Linked DNA regions of Homo sapiens: region 2 is linked to region 1. Evidence: read pairs that join two places in POLR2A ChIA-PET (ENCODE). Cell type or tissue: Panc1. All regions are shown on one strand. Region 1 overlaps CBFA2T3 (CBFA2/RUNX1 partner transcriptional co-repressor 3). Region 2 overlaps GALNS (galactosamine (N-acetyl)-6-sulfatase).

Region 1 (2,500 bases):
TCTTAGAGCACCTGAGCACCCCCAAGGGACTGGGGGATCTGGTGGCTGAGGGCTCGGTCATGACTCGGGGTTAGCACTGTAGGTGCAAAAGCCCTCACCTGGATACAGGCCCTGGGGCCCATCTGGGGTCAGGGCACGGGTGGGAGAACTTGACCTCTGCCCTGCCTGGGTCATGGAGCCCCAAGGCCAGCCTCATCCCGGCTGCTCTAGGTCTGCACCTCTGGCCAGCCCCACCTCTGCTTCCTGCCCTGCTGTGCAGGGGAGGGAGGTCGTTGTTGCTAAAGACCCTCCAGAAGCCACTGGAACATTGCCCGGCTATTATCACAGACATGGCATCCAGTGTTCATAGAAATCCACGTCCAGGCAACCGATGTCACCTCCCAGGCTGGCCCCAGGCCCCTGGGGACGGAAAGGACCTAAACTCTACAATTTGTCAATGCCGGAGGGTGGCTTTGCCACCACTTCACTTACAGGACAAAAAGTGCCTGTCCTCCAGTGCTCATTCCCTGGGCAAGTATTGATCGAACACCTACTCCATACCAGGCGGGGGCAGAGTCACATGCAGTGAGAGGCACCCAGGCCCTGCATTGGATCCTCACGGCAGCCAGCCCTGAGGGCACCGCTGCTGCCCCACTTTCCAGACCGGGAAGCCGAGGCCCACAGAAGTTCCTAGCTCACAGCGCAGGAGCCCGACGCGGGTGGGTACCACGGGGCTCTGTCTGTGACACATCCAGGGTGGTCAGGCCCCTGGAACTTCCCACTGAGTTCTGACACGGGAGGGCCAGCGTGGGGACGGCAGGGAGTGGGCCGGGAGTGTGCAGAGTCCAGTGCACACTGTGGGCTGGGACCCGCTGCCTCGCAGGGGCAGGAGAGGGGTGGAAACACAACTGCTGGGGTACTGGCTAGGGAGGTGCAGGCCGCTTGAGGGCAGCTCAGAGGGAGGCTCACGACAGCGTCACCATCCCTGGTGTCAGGGCCAGGTTGGGTGGACACCACGCTGTTCGTCCACCTCGTGGCTCAGTCTCTCTGGGAAAGCCTGCGTCAGTGAACGACACCCCAGATCCTTTCCTGGGGGTTTTATTCTCCACCTCCTGACTTTCCTGGGCAGAGTGAGAAGGCCTGGTTCTGCTTCTGCGCTTCCGTAGGCCGGGACCTTCCTTTCAGCGGAGCCCAGGCCGTGCTGCGGGAAACAGCCCACCGGGCAGGCCTGGGAGGGCCGCCTTAGCCGAGAGCAAATGCAGGCAAGGGCTTTGCTTGTCTGGAAAAAAAATTCCTGGAGTGGAAACCGCCCTTGTAGCATCAGTGGAAAAGACTCAGGCGGAGACCTGGCAGTTGGGCTGGAAACTGACGATGAGGAGAGTGAGAGATAACTGCTCCCCAGTCCCCACTTCTGAGCTCGCAGCTTGCCCCGAGGGTGGGAGCTGGGGACTCAGGACCCGCCGGGATCCGGCTTTCCGCCTGTGCTGTGGCAATGAGTTTCCTGTGGCAATAAAACAGAAGTTCAGACTTCTGCTTTTTGTAATTCGTGGGACCTCACTGAGAGCCAGATGTCACTGGGAAGGAAAACAAAGATGAATTTGGCCGTAATAAGGAAGATGTCTCCCGGAGCCAAGGCACCAGCAGCCCAGCCGGCAGCTCACCCCGCACTGCTGTCGGCCGCCTGCCTCTGCGTTTCCCGCCCGCTTAGCCACCCAGGGCCGGTTCTGCCCCGTCGGGTCTGGGCAGCTCAGAGCCTCCTCGGCTGCCCCTGAGGCTGAGGTCGTGGTGGATACTCGGCTGCCCCTGAGGCTGGGGTCGTGGTGGATACTCGGCTGCCCCTGAGGCTGGGGTCGTGGTGGATACTCGGCTGCCCCTGAGGCTGGGGTCGTGGTGGATGCTTGGCTGCCCCTGAGGCTGGGGTCATGGTGGACGTGGCAGGAGGAGGTTTGGGGAGGAAGTCCAGGCACCGGGGCAGTCTTCTGTTTACTCAGCAGAGGAAAGTCCACACCGGGGAGGCAGCAGGTGGGACCTGCCGGAGACCAGGATGGGAGATACCTGGGAGACGCCCAGGAAATGCCCGGGGCAGTCAGGAGGGCTCCTGCGCACCCTGGTGGCCCCAGGTCACACATGGAACTCATGAGGAAGTCCCCGCCCAGTGTACCCGACCTCCCTGAGTACCCGGGAAAGCCAGGGTGCCATCAAGCCAGCAGGGGAAGCAGCTCCAGCTGCAGTGAGACCCTCTTACAGGTGGGGAGGGGCTCCCCACGAGGGCCAGGGGTGACTGCAGCCCCCTGCCCTGTTCCCGGAGGCAGCGGGGAGGGGGATGGGCAGCCCCTCGGTTTCTTGGAGCCCCCACCTGGATTCGACTCCCCTCCCAGCAGCTGCGTGACCTACACCACATATTCCCATCTGTCCCTCGGGTCTCAAACGCAAAATGCAGTCACAAAGGCATTTACCCCTTCGGGCTGTGATGAGCTGGGATGTGTGTGTCTGGACTGGGACCATCAGCCTCGTCCCTTTT
Region 2 (2,500 bases), 100 kb after region 1:
CTCCATCTCCCGCCCACTGGAGTCAGACCCACGAGTCGAGGCCCCCAACAGACCCATGTGTGGAGGGCTACAGGCAGCTCCCAGGAGGCAGGGTGCTGGGTGGGGGGAGGGTGGTGTTGGCCGTCATTCCCCATGGGGAGCCCGGGGGGGCCCACCTCGACGCCAGCACCCACAACCACCAGCCAGCAGGGGCAAGGGTCCCAGCGACCTGAGTCTTCATTTCTAAATGATGGAATGTTTCATACCAACAAATGGCATGTTTCATACCAACAAATGGTATATGTACCTATTTGTAACAAGATGAGAACCCACACACCCAGCACCCAGCACAAGACTAGAAACAGAACATCCCAGAGAAAGAAAGCAGGGGAGGGGGCTGGGCGTGGTGGCTCACACCTGTAATCCCAGCACTTTGGGAGGCTGAGGCGGGTGGATCACGAGGTCAGGAGGTCGAGACCATCCTGGCTAACACGGTGAAACCCCATCTCTACTGAAAAACAAAAAATTAGCCAGGCGTGGTGGCGGGCACCTGTAGTCCCAGCTGCTGGGCAGGCTAAGTCAAGAGAATGACTTGAACCCGGGAGGCGGAGCTTGCAGTGAGCCGAGATCGCACCACTGCACTCCAGCCTGGGCGACAGAGCGAGACTCCATGTCAAAAAAAAAAAAAAAGGGGATGGGAGAGAGAAGGAAAGAAAGGGAGGGAGGGAAGGAGAAGAAGCACAGCATGGCCTCCTGTGAGCCTGAGTGTCCCCTAGAAGTGGCCAGTGTCCCCAGCTCAGTGTCCATTGTCCCTTCACAGGTTCTGTGGCTCTGCTGCTGTGAGCAGGGCCCTCCCTGAGACAGGCCGGGTTGCGGGTGTTGGCGTGTTTGCCCGTGAGGGGCTCTGAGCAGAGCTGCCTGCGAGGTTCCGTTCAGAGGCTTCCCCACGCTGCCGCTCGGGGTTGGATGGCAGCGCAGGAAGGAGCTGCGGTGACTTTGCCTCCCCTGGATGGTTCACTTTTTCACTGCCGGAAAAATATTTTCTTTTTTTTTTTTTTTTTTTTTTTGAGAAGGAGTCTCGCTCTGTTGCCCAGGCTGGAGTGCAGTGGCGCGATCTCAGCTCACTGTAGCCTTGACCTCCTGGGCTCCAGCAATCCTCCCACCTCAGCCTCCTGAGTAGCTGGGACTACAGGACGTGCCGCCACACCCAGCTAATTTTTGTATTTTTGTAGAGATGGGGTTTAGCCGTGGTCTCTCTTTGGTAGAAACCAGTCTAGGCTAGTCTTGAACTCCCGAGTTCAAGCAGTCCCCCTGCTTCGGCCTCCCAAGGTACTGGGATGACAGGTATGAGCCACCGCAGCCGGCCCCTTCGTTTCCTTTTTCCCTTTTATTCAGGGGACCCGAAGCTGAGAGAGCCTCAAGTGGCTCAGGCTACAGCAGCAGGGGTGGCTTTTGTCCCTGACGTGGGCCCCCCACCCCCTTCTTCCATGTCTGGGAGTGAGCCAGGGATGGTGTAGTCACCTGAGATGGCCTTTGCCCCGTGACCACTTCCCACAAGTGATGGTTCAGAAACCAAAATCCGGTCTTGGGGGCTTGTCAGAAACACAGATTCCTACGCCCCACCGTGACTGACTGAGTCAGAACCATGGGGAGGCCAGAAGTTGGCTGCATTTTAAGTACCCCAAACACCGGGAGGCTTGTGAACATTCACGTTCGGGAAGCACCAGTCGGCAGCTGCGCACGTGGCACCCAGGGCCTCTGCTGCGGGAGTGTACCTCTCTGAGTCTTGCTGACACCGTATGGTTGTGTTTCCATTTCCTCAGTGGGCATGATGTCCCCACTTTCTCCAGGAGACTTTGCAGCCGCGGCATCTCAGATGAGCCCCTGGAGAGCCACCCCGAGGCTCGGATCATGCACTCCAGCCAGAGTGCCTTGGCCGGGCCCTTTGTCCCTATGACCAGTCTCAGTGACTCAGTGGGGAGGGAGGGGGAGGGCCTGGGGACATCTGGTCCCAGTGGCCTGACAAGGGCCCCTCTCTCCCAGGTGGCAGCAACGGCCCCTTTCTGTGTGGGAAGCAGACCACGTTTGAAGGAGGGATGAGGGAGCCTGCCCTCGCATGGTGGCCAGGGCACGTCACTGCAGGCCAGGTGAGTCAGCGTCCACCGGTCTGCCGGGCAGCAGGTCCAGGCCTGCAGCCATCCCAGGGTGTGTGCGCCCCTCACTGGCCACCTCCCCCATGCACCCCGTGCTCATCCTCACCGCTCTCCTCCCCACGCACCCTGTGCTCAGCCTCCACGCACCCCATGCTCAGCCTCACCACCCTCCTCCCCACGCTCCCCGTGCTCGGCCTCACCGCTCTCCTCCCCACGCACCCCGTGCTCGGCCTCACCGCTCTCCTCCCCACGCACCCCGTGCTCGGCCTCACCGCTCTCCTCCCCACGCACCCCGTGCTCGGCCTCACCGCTCTCCTCCCCACGCACCCCGTGCTCGGCCTCACCGCTCTCCTCCCCACGCTCCCCGT

What was found. ChIA-PET counts read pairs that join two places held together with the same protein. Peaks named below come from ENCODE experiments on the same cell type or tissue, not always from the same donor. Only the 100,000 strongest peaks of a DNase experiment are listed, where the experiment ranks them.
Region 2: POLR2A ChIA-PET joins it to region 1 with 10 read pairs; 3 of 35 experiments call an interaction of 5 or more read pairs at or near these places.

The regions. Positions count from the first base shown.
Region 1 is chr16:88,935,784-88,938,283 of GRCh38, reverse strand. All of the region lies in intron 1 of CBFA2T3 (CBFA2/RUNX1 partner transcriptional co-repressor 3), which reads left to right. LOC107984871 (a long non-coding RNA gene) reads left to right here. Exons shown (of 2, transcript XR_001752305.3): 1 at 1-698; 2 at 1,146-1,506. Among named protein-coding and RNA genes, the nearest start is that of CBFA2T3, 40 kb to the left of the region's middle. RefSeq lists an enhancer at 1,820-2,019. In Panc1, a CTCF peak has its summit at 2,069 (motif pointing left); no DNase peak of the experiment used is centred here; H3K27ac peaks cover 780 bases.
Region 2 is chr16:88,831,624-88,834,123 of GRCh38, reverse strand. It overlaps GALNS (galactosamine (N-acetyl)-6-sulfatase), which reads left to right. Exons shown (of 14, transcript NM_000512.5): 9 at 2,023-2,126. Among named protein-coding and RNA genes, the nearest start is that of APRT, 21 kb to the right of the region's middle. In Panc1, no CTCF peak of the experiment used is centred here; no DNase peak of the experiment used is centred here.